Regions from separate parts of the Homo sapiens genome. Here all the other regions are linked to region 2. A link is a contact called in ENCODE Hi-C data. All regions are on one chromosome and are shown on one strand. Each heading gives the region's core, a stretch centred on a gene start or an enhancer-like site at or near the end of the contact. The rest is flanking DNA. Distances are from core to core; before and after follow the strand shown. Region 1 has its middle 54 kb from the start of C17orf67. Region 2 holds the start of MMD (monocyte to macrophage differentiation associated). Region 3 holds the start of NOG (noggin). Region 4 overlaps MSI2 (musashi RNA binding protein 2). Region 5 holds the start of COIL (coilin).

Region 1 (3,063 bases), core at 10-2,509, 1.4 Mb after region 2:
CCAGAGGACTCAGACTACTGCCCTAATTTGGTCTTTTCTCTCTTGAGGGCCACAGAGAAACCATAGCCACAGTGCTGACCTCAAGGAGTTTACATTTTTGCAAGGAGATCAAACAAGAGCACAATGTATTTACAGTAACATAAATTAGTAAGTGTGAAATGCCATGCAAGGGATTTAGACGCTGCCCAAGGAGAGAGAGGTCTGAAGCATCGACTGATGGGTCTGTCTTCCTGCTCTGCCGTTGCCAGGTTCTGTAACTGTGGGCAAGTCGGTTGCCCCCGCTAAGGATAAACTTTCCAATCTGTAAAATGGGATGATGATGATGATGATGATGACGATGATGACGTCATTTCTAGTTCCTATCTCACAGGGCTGATGTAAGGATTAAATGAGAGAAAGCATGCAAAGCATTTAGGACAGGGATATGATATGTTCAGTATGCACCGGCCCTTATTTCTAGCAGAGGAGTTCGGGATATCATATATTCACTCACAAACATATATTAAGCACCTCCTAACAATGCACTAGGAACTGTGCCAGGTGCTAGGGCTACAAAGAAGAATGAGACAGTAGCCAGGCTTTCAAAAAGCTCATCCTCCAGAGAAAGGGACAGTGGGGGAGGCAGGCTGCCAGGACAGTAGGAGTCTTGAGTCCTTGCAAAAAGAATCGGAGAGGGTGCCTTGGAGGAGGGTGACGGGAATGCAGGAATGGGGTGAGGGTGTTTCCCACATGTACAAAGCAACGGCAAGCAGGCAGCTTCAGGGCTTCCTATCTGCCAAGTGGGTAGGATTGGGGATGGGCCTTGATGACCACACACAGTTGATTCCAGGGACACTCAGTTCGAGATTCCAGGCAGGTAGCTCTGATGTTGTGAAGTCTGCCTCCAAGTCCTGAAGTTCTCTTTACCTCCAGACTCAGCTTGAGACAAGAGAATAAGTACTGAACATTGAAGTAGAAATCCAAGTGGGTTTTTCTTTTCTTTTTTTGTGCCCTGTTATTTGCCTGTTAGCTAGACTGAGGATAAAACTGAATTTATGTCTCACCAAGGAGGCACAGGAAAGTGAAGAGAGAGAGAGATTATACAGGGTTTTTTTTTTTTTCCTTCAAAGTGTCTCCTCTGCAGACGCCTGGTGCAGCTCTGTCTCCGGGGAGCGGTTCACCCTCCAGAAAATATGACACTTTATTTCCTGCCCTTGTTTGCTAACACACCCCATTACCATCCATCTCAGTTTCATGTAACTGCCAACCGGCATTAACGCCCTCCTCCTCGCCGAGGCAGAAAATAGAAAAGGAAGAATTCAGCAGATTTTCCCCGGTGGCCCCCTCGGCGGCACCAAGATAACCAGCGCAGAAACCACAATTGGATCCTTATTCCTCCAGCCCAGGAATGCGAAGGACGGGACGGTTTAACCGCCTTCTGCATTTTCCTGCAAAGAGAGCCGGCTTGTTATTTCGGTTGTCTGGGCTCCCTTCTTTACTACGGAGAAAGATACATTAATTAATTTTTTTTTTTAATGTTAGGCAGGAAATGTTGCAAACTGTCAAGAGCTGTCAGCGGGCGCCTGCCCCAATCAGGTAAGCGGCGCGCGGGCGCCTGCGGCGGAGACACACTGACCCCTAGTGGCCGACCGGGCCCTCGCAGCCCCCGCGCCCGCCCTCGCTCCGGGCGGCCAGAGTCGCAGTCAAGTCGCTCTTTGCACAGAGCAGCTCTGTGTGGACTGGCGGGGGTGTGGCCGGTGCTGTGTCTCCACCGCCCGCCCCAACGCAAGCACGCGCGCACATACACCCCATGTCCATTTGCTCTTCCAAACCAGAGAAGCAATTTCTGCTCTCCTTGTCCAATTCCAGAGAACACAGATGCCTGAGAACCTTAAGCAGTGTGCCTCTGTGCTGTTGCTCAGGCATGTGCCTCTGCTCTTGAGGAGTGACGGGAAAGACAGACAGGGTCCCAGTGTGACACAGGGCTGAGAGGAAGGAAGGGGGTGGCGTTTGTGGAGACTCCCAGTACCAGACACTGTGCACACGGTTATCCCTTGGAGCCTGATGATAGCCCCAGATTTGGAAACTGAGGCCCCAGCTGTCACATGGCTTGTCCAGGTCACAAAGCTGATGTTTTTATTCATTTGTGTTGATTTTAATAAACAAATGTTTACATAGCTCTTGTCTGCCAGGCTTTCTTCTAGTGCTTTACCTATATTAAAATTACCTGTGTGGAATCCTCATCACAACCCTGTAAGTACTACTATTGCCTCCATTTCCCAGATGAGAAAACCGAGGCACACAGAGAGGTTAAGTAACTAGTGAGCGTGAGTCTAGTGTTTAATCTAGGCAGCCTGGCTTCAGAGTGCTCTCAGCCACTGCACTGGGCTGTGTGTGTATGTGTGTGTGTGTACCCCATGGATACTAGTTAAAAGGAGACCAGGATTCTAGTCTGCACATCACGGGCTCAAAAACCCAAGCTGTTCTGCGTGTACCTCCTTTGTTCCCTAAGGATGAAGTGCTACAGCAATGCAGGACAGGCGGCAGTAATTCTGGCTGTCGCAAAAGGAAGGCAACTTGTGGAAGAGGTGTCTGATGAACTCCTTGAAGACATAGACCGTGTCATCACCTTCAGAGCCTCATTCGCGCCTGGCGCACAGTGGGTGCTTAATAAAAGCTGAACTGGACTGGACCTTGAGGGAAGGTCCAAGGAAGGTGTGAAGGCAGGAGGGAGGCTAAGCAAGTTGCAAGAACCACAACACTGCCGTAGAGAAACACAGGTCCCCTAGCACTCCGTGAAAACACATTTTCAGACACACCCACACTGCATATTCTCTTTTTGGCCAGGACGAGGGGATGAGCTAACTGCAACTGAGCAGCTCCTACTCCACAGTGATGCGATTAATGCCACCTAAAATGTGTGTCCCCACTTTAGTTTTTCTTATTTGCATTTCACAGTAGCCCCATGAAGTAGGTATAACCAGCCTCTATTTTAACATGAGAAGATGGAGGCCTTTTCCAAATGGACTAAGTAATGTGTCTCAGGTTTTCCTAATAAGCAAAGACCTGCAACCCTGGCTTCCT
Region 2 (3,330 bases), core at 408-2,907:
TGCCACTGTTCTCTGAAAACAGGAAGAGCACAGACGTGTAGAGAAGTAAAACCAAATCAAACCGCATGCACAGGGCTTCACTGATCATGACTGGAGTGCATGTTACATTCTCTCTAAAAGCCCCTCCGGTCTTCATTTCTGACATCAGGTTCTAAAGTCAGAACACTACGGTTCCATTTTGCCCTTAGACACACCGGTATGAAGTTCCACTGGGGGAACAGTGCCAAGCATTCAACACCCTGACTGATAAGCAATATATTCAGAAGTCAATCCAAGTCTTCAAGCTGATCCCCTTCCTGGTGGCCCAGACCATGGCAACTCTTCTGTGCATTTGTTGCCTCCTTTACCCTTTGGGACTGGGGGAGGAATGAGATGGGTGAGAGGGCAGTGAGGGCATGGAGATTGGAAAGAAAAAAAAAATGTGTACTTTAAAATTCTGAAATAAAAGGTAGTGTCTAAAAACTCAACAACCTTCTTGGAAGATTTCATGCATTTCTTAAAATTTCCCCTGTCACTGCACCCCCAGCAAACATGCTGGTGGTGAAGGTCCGGGAATTCACACAAAGGGATGCAGTTACCATATGCCCTGGAGAGGTGAACTTTCACCCACTTAAACAGAAAAGAAAAGCCCGGAGTTCCTCTCAGAGTCATGGGCTAACCTCCATCCATTGTTAGACGGTGGAGCCCCAGAGGGGAGTAAGGCCACGGCGCCCCCCAGCCCGGCATTTCCACCAGCTCTACAGTGAATGAGCAGTCGGCCAGCCTTCCGGTGGCGCCTCCACGGTTCCTCCTCCTCGTTTCCTAACACCGGCGCCTCCACAGCAGGTCTCGCCACCCGAAAGCTAACATGCCCCTTCGCAGAGCCCAAAAATAGCACCGCCCTGGGACGTTCAGCTGGAGAACCAGCAAGGCCCCTACACGGCCAGGCAGGGCTAAGCTGGCGGAGCGTGCCTCAGTTTCCCTGTTGCTAGGGCCGTTCACAAAGCACCCAAAATGCCTAGCACCCCGCTTTACGACAAATCTCTCCGCAGGGCGCCACCCCGTTCCGCGCGCCCCGGGAGACCCCCACCCTGGAGGTAAAGGGATGGAGGCCAAAGCCAGGTCGGAGGACTCGGGGGCGGTGCCCGGGGCTGGGGTTCGGGTTCCCAGAGAGAGCCAGAGCCCAGCCTGTATGGGGGTCGGGAGGGTGAGCCCCAGGAGCAAAGGGATCCCCGGGAAGGAGGACAGGCTTGGAGTCCCGGGGCCGGGAATCCATCTGAGGTCCGCAGATCGCGAGGGGAGACCCGGGTGAGGCAGGAGCTCCCATCCTTGGAGGAAGGGGATCGCCCAGGGACAGCAGGGTGGGGAATCCCCAGGGAACTGATCCCTGGCCAAGGTGCGGGATCCACCCAGGATGAATCCAGGTGAGGAGCCGGGAGCCGTGCGCTTAACGGCGGGATTTGGGAACCCGCTTCTGACACGGGCAGCGGGACCGGGACGCCATCCCTCTCACCGCTGGAATCGATTCTTGAACCGCATTGATCCTCTGCTCCTCCTCGGGGGCCAGGAGCTCCGTCTCGTCAGCACCGGCGGCCGGGCGCGCGGCCCTCATGGGCTTGGGCTGCTCCGGAGGCCGCCTGCGTGTCCAGCGGAACCCTTCGGCCGGGTAGGGTCGGAGTGGGCCAGGCCGGGGGTCGGGACAGGGCTGGGGCCAGACCGGGCGGCTGGGGGCGGGAGGGAGGCCGCTTCAACGGCCCCAACACCTCCCGCCTCCCGCCTCCCGCCTCCCCGGCTCCTCCGCCCCGGGGCTCCTGCGCCCCGCCCCGGAGCCCGGCTCCGCCCCCGCCGGCTCTGTTCGCCTGCGTGCACCCGCGGTCGCCGGCGCGTCAGCGCGCCGGTCAGCCAATCGGCACCCCGAGCGGCGCGGCGGCTACGCTGCCATTCATTCCCGCCGGGCTCGGGCAGCGAGGCGGGGCCTCGCTGGGGAGGGGCGGGGCGAGGGGAAGGGGAGGAGCGCGGGAACGCGGCGCCCTTCTGTAAGAGACAAGTTGGAGAAGAGATCGAGGGAGGGAGAGAAGTGGTGAAGGAGGAGATGGACCAGGAAATCTTAAAAGCATTGTGAAGAAAATAGCAGCAAACAAGCAGCCCTACCTCATTCATTTTTTCTTCATCATTAATTTCTCCATCCCTCCTTTCATTTATTCCTTCATCATTTTGAGGGCCAGCTCCCGCGAGGCTATTGTGAGAGGATCCAGGGCAGAATGAAAAACCTGTCCTTGTCTGACCCTTGAGGGAGTTGAGATCTCTGAGCGTCTTCTAACTCTGAGATTCAGTGAGATCCACAAAAGGAGGAATCCTCTGCAAGGATCCTTTTATGTTATCCTCCAGTTTATTTTTTATTTTATTTTATTTTTATCCAGGCAGCTTTCAAATAAACGAGTTGACTTGAATCAGGGTCCTGTCGCTAAACCTAAACTCAGAGGGCTTCCTGGAAGAGAAGTTCAAATAAAAATGAATGAATGGGCCAGGTGCTGTGGTTCATGCCTGTAATCCCAGCACTTTGGGAAGCCAAGGTGGGCGGATCACCTGAGGTCAGGAGTTCGAGACCAGCCTGGCCAACTTGGTGAAACCTTGTCTCTACTAAAAATACAAAAATTAGCCGGGAGTGGTGGCGGGCTCCTGTAATCCCAGCTACTCGGGGGGCTGAGATGGGAGAATCACTTGAACTTGGGAGATAGAGGTTGCAGTGAGCCGAGATTGCACCACTGCATTCCAGCCTGGGTGACAGAGTGAGACTCTGTCTCTCTCTCTCTCTCTCACACACACACACATACACACAGAATGAATGAATGGGTGATTTGTCGAGCCTTTCCAGGATCACTGATGGAAGTTATATGTGTTCCCTTCCAGGTATCGTGTCCATACCCAGCCCCCAGCCTGCAGGCTAGAGACTCTGAAGTGGCATGAGGCCAGCCTGCTAGGAGTGCTCATTCGACCTACAGTAAAGCATTGGAAAGCCAGGGAATTCTGTCACCCATAATTCTAGTTCCCTTTCCTTGAACCTTCCAGAGAGGTGCTTTCCATGCTTCAATCTTCCCAAGAGCTCCTCCAGATGGGCATTATCCAACTTATTTTACAGATAAGGCTGAGGCTTATAGTGGTCAATAAACTTGCCAAAGGCAAAAGTAAGGCTCCTACCTACCTTTCGCTAACTTTAAAGACCCACCTCCTTTCAGTACGTCAGACTATCTCTCCCTGTTTTAAAGCAATACACTTCTCTAAAACAAAACAAACAAAACAAAACTTCATCTACCCGCACCCTCAACACTAAATCGGGAAAATGAACCTGGA
Region 3 (3,185 bases), core at 121-2,620, 1.2 Mb after region 2:
GCCTCTGCTGTCAGCTCACCTTTCAAGTTTCTGGTCCCCACTCGCACCCACTGAGACCAGAGACCGATTTACCTGAGGCAGAAGGTGCTGCACGCATTCTTGTGAAATTTGAGGGGACCGAGAAGGAATCTCAGGAAGTTTGTTTACACTGGGGGCCTGGAGACCTTCGGGAAAATAGCCAGAACCAAAACGGACCAGTCAGCAGACGCAGACACACACAAAGTGACAGGGACACAGAAGCAGAAGCTGAACTGGGCAGAGCGGGCAGCGGCCGACCCACCTCGCACGGCCGCCCCCGCCAGCGCCAGGTGCAGGGCTCATAGCGGGCCAGCAGAGGGCGCGCCGCCCCCAGGGAGCCGAGCGGCGGCCGCGCGGAGCCGGGCGGGCTAGGGGAGCCGCAGGCGAGCCAGTCGCGCCCCTGAGGCTAGGCCACTCAGGGTGCAGGACCCGGCCAAGGAGGAGGAGGATGGTGAGGAGCGGAACCCCCTCGTGGGCCCGAGGGGCAGACAGACAGGAGTGCTTCCTAAGAATTACATCACGCTGCGCAACGCTGCGGCTCTCGGACTCCCTGGTGCAAAGGGGGGTGGGGTAGGGGCTGTGTGTGTGTGTGTGTGTGTGTGTGTATATATGTGTGTTGGGGGGAGGGGACTTAGAGCAAGAGCCCGGGAGAGAAGAAGACGCGCTCGGGGAAAACGCTCCATGCACATGGAGAAATTTCTTGCTCCGAACTGCATGCACCGAGAAACGAGCCCCCAGCACTTCCCCGCTGCTCCCCTCCCAGTGCAAAGCACCCAGCTAGTGAGAAACCCTCCAGCCCCACCTCAAGCACCGCCCCCCCTCCCCAAACACCGGCTCTGCACCCTCCAGCCCGGCTCCAGCGCCGCCGCGAGCTTTCCCCAGGACTGGCCCTGGCGGGGCGCCTAGAGCCCCAGTTGCATTGCTCCAGGAGAAAGGAGGGGGGCGGTGCATTTTGCAGGAGGAGGAGAAGGGGGGTGGGTGGTGGGGGAGAGAGAAAATTGCGCGGAGACCTGCCAAGCGCCACCGCCGCCGCCACCGCCGCTGCCGCCGCCGCCGCCGCCGCCTGTGAGCTCCGGCGGGCAGCCGGACTGTCGGCTTCCCGGGGCATCTGGGTCCGGCGGGGCACAGCCCTGGGCGCTGCCGAAGCCGCCGCCGCCGCCTCCGCGGCGAGTACAGGCGGCTTCCCCCGGAGCCTGTGCAGCTCCAGCTCCTCGGGGGTGGAGAAGTGGGGGGTGGGGTTGTTGTTTGGGGGGAAGAAGGGGGAGGGGGCAACGCCGAGAGAGTCAGTGGTTTCCATGGTGATGGAGCTGAAAGTGCAGGAAATTTAAAGGCTTGGACCCTGCGAGACAGACAAACCGGTGCCAACGTGCGCGGACGCCGCCGCCGCCGCCGCCGCTGGAGTCCGCCGGGCAGAGCCGGCCGCGGAGCCCGGAGCAGGCGGAGGGAAGTGCCCCTAGAACCAGCTCAGCCAGCGGCGCTTGCACAGAGCGGCCGGACGAAGAGCAGCGAGAGGAGGAGGGGAGAGCGGCTCGTCCACGCGCCCTGCGCCGCCGCCGGCCCGGGAAGGCAGCGAGGAGCCGGCGCCTCCCGCGCCCCGCGGTCGCCCTGGAGTAATTTCGGATGCCCAGCCGCGGCCGCCTTCCCCAGTAGACCCGGGAGAGGAGTTGCGGCCAACTTGTGTGCCTTTCTTCCGCCCCGGTGGGAGCCGGCGCTGCGCGAAGGGCTCTCCCGGCGGCTCATGCTGCCGGCCCTGCGCCTGCCCAGCCTCGGGTGAGCCGCCTCCGGAGAGACGGGGGAGCGCGGCGGCGCCGCGGGCTCGGCGTGCTCTCCTCCGGGGACGCGGGACGAAGCAGCAGCCCCGGGCGCGCGCCAGAGGCATGGAGCGCTGCCCCAGCCTAGGGGTCACCCTCTACGCCCTGGTGGTGGTCCTGGGGCTGCGGGCGACACCGGCCGGCGGCCAGCACTATCTCCACATCCGCCCGGCACCCAGCGACAACCTGCCCCTGGTGGACCTCATCGAACACCCAGACCCTATCTTTGACCCCAAGGAAAAGGATCTGAACGAGACGCTGCTGCGCTCGCTGCTCGGGGGCCACTACGACCCAGGCTTCATGGCCACCTCGCCCCCCGAGGACCGGCCCGGCGGGGGCGGGGGTGCAGCTGGGGGCGCGGAGGACCTGGCGGAGCTGGACCAGCTGCTGCGGCAGCGGCCGTCGGGGGCCATGCCGAGCGAGATCAAAGGGCTAGAGTTCTCCGAGGGCTTGGCCCAGGGCAAGAAGCAGCGCCTAAGCAAGAAGCTGCGGAGGAAGTTACAGATGTGGCTGTGGTCGCAGACATTCTGCCCCGTGCTGTACGCGTGGAACGACCTGGGCAGCCGCTTTTGGCCGCGCTACGTGAAGGTGGGCAGCTGCTTCAGTAAGCGCTCGTGCTCCGTGCCCGAGGGCATGGTGTGCAAGCCGTCCAAGTCCGTGCACCTCACGGTGCTGCGGTGGCGCTGTCAGCGGCGCGGGGGCCAGCGCTGCGGCTGGATTCCCATCCAGTACCCCATCATTTCCGAGTGCAAGTGCTCGTGCTAGAACTCGGGGGCCCCCTGCCCGCACCCGGACACTTGATCGATCCCCACCGACGCCCCCTGCACCGCCTCCAACCAGTTCCACCACCCTCTAGCGAGGGTTTTCAATGAACTTTTTTTTTTTTTTTTTTTTTTTTTTCTGGGCTACAGAGACCTAGCTTTCTGGTTCCTGTAATGCACTGTTTAACTGTGTAGGAATGTATATGTGTGTGTATATACGGTCCCAGTTTTAATTTACTTATTAAAAGGTCAGTATTATACGTTAAAAGTTACCGGCTTCTACTGTATTTTTAAAAAAAAGTAAGCAAAAGAAAAAAAAAAGAACAGAGAAAAGAGAGACTTATTCTGGTTGTTGCTAATAATGTTAACCTGCTATTTATATTCCAGTGCCCTTCGCATGGCGAAGCAGGGGGGAAAAGTTATTTTTTTCTTGAAGTACAAAGAGACGGGGGAACTTTTGTAGAGGACTTTTTAAAAGCTATTTTCCATTCTTCGGAAAGTGTTTTGGTTTTCCTTGGACCTCGAAGAAGCTATAGAGTTCAATGTTATTTTACAGTTATTGTAAATATAGAGAACAAATGGAATGACTAATCAT
Region 4 (3,077 bases), core at 543-3,042, 1.9 Mb after region 2:
CCCCCTCCCTTGTTCTGGCAATGCTATTTTGAGAGGCCATGGGGGCAGGCAGGGCCTGGCGGGTTCCAGACTCTGGCTCACCTTTTAATAACTTGCTCTGTGACCCTGGATGTGCCATTTAACCTTTCTGAGACTTAGTTTCTGAGCTGGGTGCATCAACTAAGATATCCATCAAATACTTTGGAAGATGTAAAGTGGCATTTAGATGACATAGGCTATGTTTCCCAGGCTAGGACATGGGCTATGTTTCCCAGGCTAGAGTGCGATGGCACAATCTCAGCTCCCTGCAACCTCTGCCTCCCGGGTTCAAGCAATTCTCCCTGCCCCAGCCTCCCAAGTAACTGGGATTACAGGCACCCACCCCCACGCCCAGCTAATTTTTTCTGTTTTTAGTAGAGTTGGGTTTTCGCCACGTTGGCCAGGCTGGTCCCGAACTCCTGACCTCAGGTGATCTGCCCGCCTCAGCCTCCCAAAGTGCTGGGATTACAGGCTTGAGCCACCGTGCCTGGCCAGTCTTTTTTAATCTTTTGCTTAGGAAAGAGAGTGACGGGGAAAGAAAGGTTTAATTCTGGACCTTACTACCCACACATACCAGATCTCCCCTCTTTGCATAACTTCTTTTTTGGCGGGCATGTTTCTTCATTTTTATCTTCTTGATAACTTTGATGCCCTGGTTGGACTCTTAAGCAGATTATCCTTGGGTGGGGACGTCAGCAGGGAGAACCACCCCAGACTAAGACAAGTTGTGTTTTGTCTGTCAGCCAAAAGCACTCTTAGCAATCCGACATAGACATCATTTTAGATGTACAGAGAAGAAAGAACAACACAGTATTGATAAGATTTCAGCAAGATCCCCCCTCCCCCAAAGACGAAAACACACAAAACTTAATGCATTGCTCTGTAATGCCTTGGTTCCTAGTTTCCTAATTAGGCCTGTGGTTTAGCAGAGTGCACCATCTCAATACACAGATGGTTTTTATGTAAAAAAATTTTTTTCAAATGTTAATTTCCAGTGACTGATGTTTTATGCCTAAATCATTTTCCATTGTTTATATTTGATAAGAACTGTATTTGAACTGCTCCTTTATAAGTTGGAGTCTTTTGTAATGGGATTTAACTTACTGGTTTTACAGGTGTATGAAAATGTTAAGCCGTGTATTGTATTTGAGAGTTTGAAAATTCTTCGTTGCAGCTAATTTAAGAAAAAAAAAATTAAACAGGTGATTAGCAGCTGCTTTCGGTTTTGAATGTCCTCGCTTTGGGGTTTTGTGTTTGCTTATTCGTGTGCAAATTGGTGTGGTTATTTTGGACCGGTTGAGACGCTCCAACATTGCACCTCCCAGGCCAGCTGCCCAGGGCCCATTCAGTAGACCCTTCCCCGCTTCTCGGGGCTGATTTGTTCTCATCTTGTGTGCTCGAGAGCTTGCTCTCTCCTTAATGATTCAGGCCTTCCTGAGAAAACAAAGCAGCTCTGGCCCCGTTTCTCCTTGAGGACAGCCTTGTTCACTGCCACAAAGACCCTGCTTTCTCCCCAAGCAGAGGAACTGCCTCTCGGGGCAGCCAAGAACCACAGACCCAGGCGGCTGCAGCTCCTACTTCTGAACTTCTGGTCTCCCGAGTGACAGCTTCTGCATGGTCTTAAGCTCCAGGACCCCCAAGGCCACCCAGAGTCAGAGTCCACCGCCGGTGGGAAAAACAACATTAGGAAGTGGGTGGTGTGGTGTAGAAGGGGCTGCTTAGAGCTTCTGGCCTTCGGAGCTGGATCCAGCCACTTGAGCTTCATTCGGCAGCACACAGACACCTCCCCTCCCTCCTGCTCTGCCCCAGACCTTGTGCTTTCTTGGCACCGCTGGGTCGTGCCTGCTCAGACCTGGTCAGTGTGCTTGCCAGGGCGAGGAGAGCTTTGCATAGGCCGCTGCTGCTTACTTATTAACGATGACGCTGGTGGGAGCTGCGCCACCAGCTCCCTATCCAGGCCTTTGTGGTTGCATCCTGTTCACATAAAGGTGAAATCATGACCTGCCCGACTTGATTTTTCAGTTGAGGGGCTTTTGTGTATGTGTCGTTCTTGATCCAGTAAGAGGATTGTGCTTTCATTCACAAAGATTTGATCAGTAAATAGGAAGAGAAAATACTCAAGGGAGAAATGCTTAGTGTTCCGATTAATACATTAATCTTTTTTTTTGATGAGCTGAAGGTGCTCTGTTGTTTCTCTTGACTGAGTCTTTGCCCTTACCTTTGACCTTAGTGACTTGATCATCCAGCCAGGATCTCTGTACAGCCCCATCTCCTTTCTGAGGTCTTGTGGTCACACACATGCTTTCCTGCTTCTGTCTTGAATGATACTCAGTGAACCCCACAGCTTTGGGGGCTGCTATTTGAGGCACCACACTTGGCAGGCTTGGCTCCCACGGGGAGTTGCAAAGCTTGCAGTTATAGACCTTGGCAACTATTTGCCCTTAAAGAAAAGCATCAGTGAAAAGTTGAGGGCAGAGGGAAGAAGAGAAAGATCTTCGTGGGTTTTTCTGTGTGTGTGGGGGGGTGTGTGTGTGTGTGTGTGTGTGTTTATGGACAGCATTTGTACCTGTAAAACCAGAATGACTCCTTCAGGCATTTTTTCTCCTGGGTGGTTGCATTCATGGGCTGAAGCTGGCTCTTCTGAAGATTGCAATGATATTTAAGGTTAAGGGCTTGCCAGGTAACACCTTGAATGACTCAAGGCTCTGAGGCCAGGCTGCGTCCATTTGAAGGAAGGAAGCATCTTTTTCTGATTCATGCAAAGGCATCTTATGGACTAATGGTCATCCTAGAAAGTCATCACTAGTACAAGGATCTTTTGGAAAAGTGAGATTGGAGAAGGTTGAGTATGAAAGTGATGTATTAGAAAGGTGAATATGGGATGTGAGATCCTAGTCATTAGCGTTTGGAGGGGGCCTTGGAGGTTTGTTAGATCAAAGCTTTCATTGTGCAAATGAAATGGCCCAGTGAGGTTAAAAGAGGGAAGGTCACACAAATTCCATGAAAACCATAAGTACAAGGTTTGAGGAAAATAATTTTAGGACAAATAAAAGAAGTGC
Region 5 (3,370 bases), core at 511-3,010, 1.5 Mb after region 2:
GCTATGATCGTACCACTGCACTCCAGCCTGGGCATGGGAAACCCAGTCTCTTTATTTAAAAAAGAAAAAAAAAAGTCTGAATAAATCAGTCCAAGATATGAATCCAAACTGGAATGATCAGATACCATCATCTTACTGTGGCAACTCAACCACATTTCAGCAATTCACACTACAATTGCTCCTGGATACTCATCTCATTATCATTTTTTTAACTTCCAAAAGCATATTTAAGATTATTTTGTGTTTCCCAATTTACAGCCCAAAAGGACTCAAGACACTTATTTGAGAGAATCCCAAAATGTCTGGGTGAGACACAAAATGATACGCCACCAGAAGTCTCAGGGGACACTGGGCACATGAGAACTAAGGCTGGACAACAGCAGGTTATGAAGAAAACACAACGATTCCCCTTTGTCAGCTTCCTGCACCTGACCCTGAAGGCCGCCATGGGTAAGGCCGGGTCTCCGGCACATCTGCACCATGGGCACGCAACAGAGTCGCACAGTGCCTAGCTAAGCGCGGATGTGCTAAATCAAGGCTGAAAGAAAGCCTGGCCCTGCCCTTAGGCATCAGGGATTTTCCAAGTTTGATTCTCCTGTCATCAGAAGCATCCCGGGAAGGATGCTCGTTACACTGCAGATTCCAGCCAGGCGCGGAGGCTCACGCCTGTAATCCCAGCACTTTGGGAAGCCGGGAGGATCACTTAACGTCAGGAGTTCAAGACCAGCCTGGCCAACACGGTGAAACCCCGTCTCTACTAAAAATACAAACAAACAAACAAAAAATTAGCCGGGCATGGTGGCGCCCGCCTGTAAGCCCAGCTACTCGGGAGGCTGAGGTGGGAGGATCGATTGAACCCGGGAGGTGGAGGCTGCAGTGAGCTGAGATCGCGCCACTGCACTCCAGCCTGGGTGACAGAATGAGACTCAGTCTCAAAAATAAAAATAATAGGGGCAGGATGCGGTGGTGCACGCCTGCAATCCCAGCACTTTGAGAGGCCGATGCAAGCGGATCAACTGAGGTCAGGAGTTCGAGACCACCTTGACCAATATGGTGAAACCCCATCTCTACTAAAAATACAAAAATTAGCCGGGCGTGGTGGCGGACGCCTGTAGTCCCAGCTACTCGGGAGGCTGAGGCAGGAAAATTGCTTGAACCCGGGAGGTGGAGGTTGCAGTGAACCGAGATCGCGCCACTGTACTCCAGCCTGGGTGACAAAGCAGGACTCCGTCTCAAAAAAAAAAAAATAATAATAAAAAATAATAATAAAATGCAGATTCCTGAGCCCCAAAGTTGACTACACCAATCAGGATCTCCGGGGTTCGCGAACGTGCATTTTTACAGCCCCACCCCCCTCCAACCCTCGTCCCCTTCCCCATCCCCCATCCCCTCCACTACCAGGTCTAGCGGCTTCAGGCCCGGGCGTGCGCAGGCGCGTCCCCCGCCCGCCGCCCACCCGGCCGTCCCGCTCCCTGCGCCGCGCACCTGAGGCAGTCGTTGTCTCTCACAAGGCGCGCGCTCTCGGCGGGGGGCAAGAGCCCCCCCTCCAGGTAGAGGCCTAGGAAGGCCCCAGAACTGAAGCCGAAGCGCTGGCGGATGAGACTAATGAGATCTGTGACGACTCGGCATCTGTTCAAGTCGACCAGAAGCCAGAAGGCCGTACAGTGCGGGGTAGCTGGCGGCGGGTAATCAAATTGAAGCCGTAGCCTAACCGTCTCGGAAGCTGCCATCTTGCTTGGTGCTCAACGGAAGCCGAGAGATACCACGGGGCCACCGAGAGGCGTGCTCGGGCGGCTCGCCCCCGCCGGAGCCTTTGGCGTGTGCCACCTAGTGGTGAAACCTGGCTACTACAGGCTGCGTCTAGGCGAGAACTCGGAGCGTGGTTGATTTCATTCAATTTTGTTCACGGCAGGGCTGAGGAAGGGAATAAGTGAAATGCCTTTATTACATTTCTACTGGGCGCTATGTAGGGTCTCCTAATTAAGGCAACTCTCTGGATAAATAACATTTCTCCTCAGCAGTAGTCTTCTAAGATATTTGCTCATCGACGTGAAAGATTTTTATAAAACAATCCTAACACATTTCGCTGACAAAATTTTTCATCATGATGAGTTGAAAAAGATGTAAGTCCTAGTGTGTTCTCAATGTTGAAATTTTGAAATAACACTGTTAATCATTCTTCCAAATGTATCCAGTGGAATATAAATACCTTAGCCTTTTAATACCCACCACCAAACAAAAATGTCCTTGCATTTCTCACCAGATAAATAAATCAGTATTTACATTATTTCTTCTATTTTTTGAACTAGAATTTACATTTCTCCACATAATATATATTAACTCCTTTAATTTTCATAACAAAAGTTAGGAATTATGAACTGTTATCCTTATTTAGAGGATTTAAAAAAAACAAGGTTCAGAGAGTTTAAGAAGTAACTAGAGGCCAGGAGCAGTGGCTGACGCCTGTAATCCCAGCACTTTGAGAGGCCAAGGTGGGCGGATCACTTGAGACCAGGAGTCTGAGACCACCCTGGCCAAAATGGTGAAACCCCAACTCTACTAAAAATATAAAGATTAGCCGGGTGTGGTGGCATGTGCCTATAATTCCAGCTACTCGGGAGACTGAAGCAGTAGAATCGCTTGAACCCAAGAGGTGGAGGTTGCAGTGAGTCAGGATCGTGCCACTGCACTCCAGCCTGGGCAATAGAGCAAGATTCTGTCTTAAAAAAAAAAAAAGGAGTAACTTCCCCAAGTTCACTAGACTAGTTAAGTTGTAGATACCAGGGAGTCAGTAGATGAATTGAAAACAAAATTTTTTAACTGAAAGTAAGGGTTTTTGGATTTTCTTTTTTTAGAGTCTTGCTCTGTCACCTAGGCTGGAGTGCCGTGGTGCACTCTGCCTCCCGGGTTCAAGTGACTTCCCACCTCAGCCTTCCTAGTAGCTGGAACCACAGGTGTGAGCCACCAAGCCCAGCTAATTTTTGTATTTTTTGTAGAGATAGGGTTTTTCCATGGTGGCCAGGCTGGTCTCGAATTCCTGAATTCCAGCAATCTGCCTGCCTTGGCCTCCCAAAGTGGTGGGATTACAGGCATGAGCCACCACCTCCGACTAAAATCAAGTTTATTAGAGAATTAAAGGAATAAAAGAATGACTACTCCATAGACAGAGCAGCGAGCCCATACTATAAGTATACTCAGTCAAGTATACTTATAGTTACTTCTTGACTGTATGCTAAACAAAGGATGGATTATTCATGAGTTTTCTGTATCCCTAGGAAAGGGGCAGGGATTTCCCTCAGAACTGAGGGTTACTCCCCTTTTACACCATACAGGATAACTTTTGGGCATTTCCGGCTGGGCGCAGTGGCTC

The links. Hi-C counts contacts between places; a loop is a spot of excess contacts on that map. Pooled maps may share reads with other maps.
Region 1: a pooled map shows a loop between it and region 2 (5-fold over the local background). The contact joins the enhancer-like site here to the promoter of MMD in region 2. A Hi-C loop is called at or near these places in 3 of 37 single-sample maps with no recorded cell type and 6 of 50 pooled maps.
Region 3: a map of naive thymus-derived CD4-positive, alpha-beta T cell shows a loop between it and region 2 (8-fold over the local background). The contact joins the promoter of NOG here to the promoter of MMD in region 2. A Hi-C loop is called at or near these places in 2 of 168 maps with a recorded cell type or tissue (CD8-positive, alpha-beta T cell and naive thymus-derived CD4-positive, alpha-beta T cell) and 4 of 50 pooled maps.
Region 4: a map with no recorded cell type shows a loop between it and region 2 (7-fold over the local background). The contact joins the enhancer-like site here to the promoter of MMD in region 2. A Hi-C loop is called at or near these places in 2 of 37 single-sample maps with no recorded cell type and 2 of 50 pooled maps.
Region 5: a loop to region 2 is called in a map of CD4-positive, alpha-beta T cell, with 6 times the contacts of the local background. The contact joins the promoter of COIL here to the promoter of MMD in region 2. A Hi-C loop is called at or near these places in 2 of 168 maps with a recorded cell type or tissue (CD4-positive, alpha-beta T cell and CD8-positive, alpha-beta T cell) and 9 of 50 pooled maps.

The regions. Positions count from the first base shown.
Region 1 is chr17:56,778,777-56,781,839 of GRCh38, forward strand. No RefSeq gene overlaps it. Among named protein-coding and RNA genes, the nearest start is that of C17orf67, 54 kb to the right of the region's middle. RefSeq lists a silencer at 1,525-1,764. Within about 2 kb of position 1,260, at least 2 of the 41 ENCODE cell types and tissues checked have a DNase peak (open chromatin) inside an H3K27ac peak, as active enhancers do.
Region 2 is chr17:55,420,178-55,423,507 of GRCh38, forward strand. MMD (monocyte to macrophage differentiation associated) reads right to left here and starts at 1,658. Exons shown (of 7, transcript NM_012329.3): 1 at 1,493-1,658. The coding sequence starts at 1,518. RefSeq lists a silencer at 1,599-2,058.
Region 3 is chr17:56,592,329-56,595,513 of GRCh38, forward strand. NOG (noggin) reads left to right here and starts at 1,371. Exons shown (of 1, transcript NM_005450.6): 1 at 1,371-3,185. The coding sequence starts at 1,896. The coding sequence ends at 2,594. RefSeq lists a silencer at 224-433.
Region 4 is chr17:57,355,664-57,358,740 of GRCh38, forward strand. All of the region lies in intron 5 of MSI2 (musashi RNA binding protein 2), which reads left to right. Among named protein-coding and RNA genes, the nearest start is that of MSI2, 100 kb to the left of the region's middle. Within about 2 kb of position 1,793, at least 23 of the 41 ENCODE cell types and tissues checked have a DNase peak (open chromatin) inside an H3K27ac peak, as active enhancers do.
Region 5 is chr17:56,959,290-56,962,659 of GRCh38, forward strand. It overlaps COIL (coilin), which reads right to left and starts at 1,761. Exons shown (of 7, transcript NM_004645.3): 1 at 1,486-1,761. The coding sequence starts at 1,730. LOC105371836 (a long non-coding RNA gene) reads left to right here and starts at 1,859. Exons shown (of 4, transcript XR_934875.4): 1 at 1,859-2,123. RefSeq lists a silencer at 1,363-1,472 and enhancers at 1,599-1,893, 1,643-1,782, 1,793-1,842.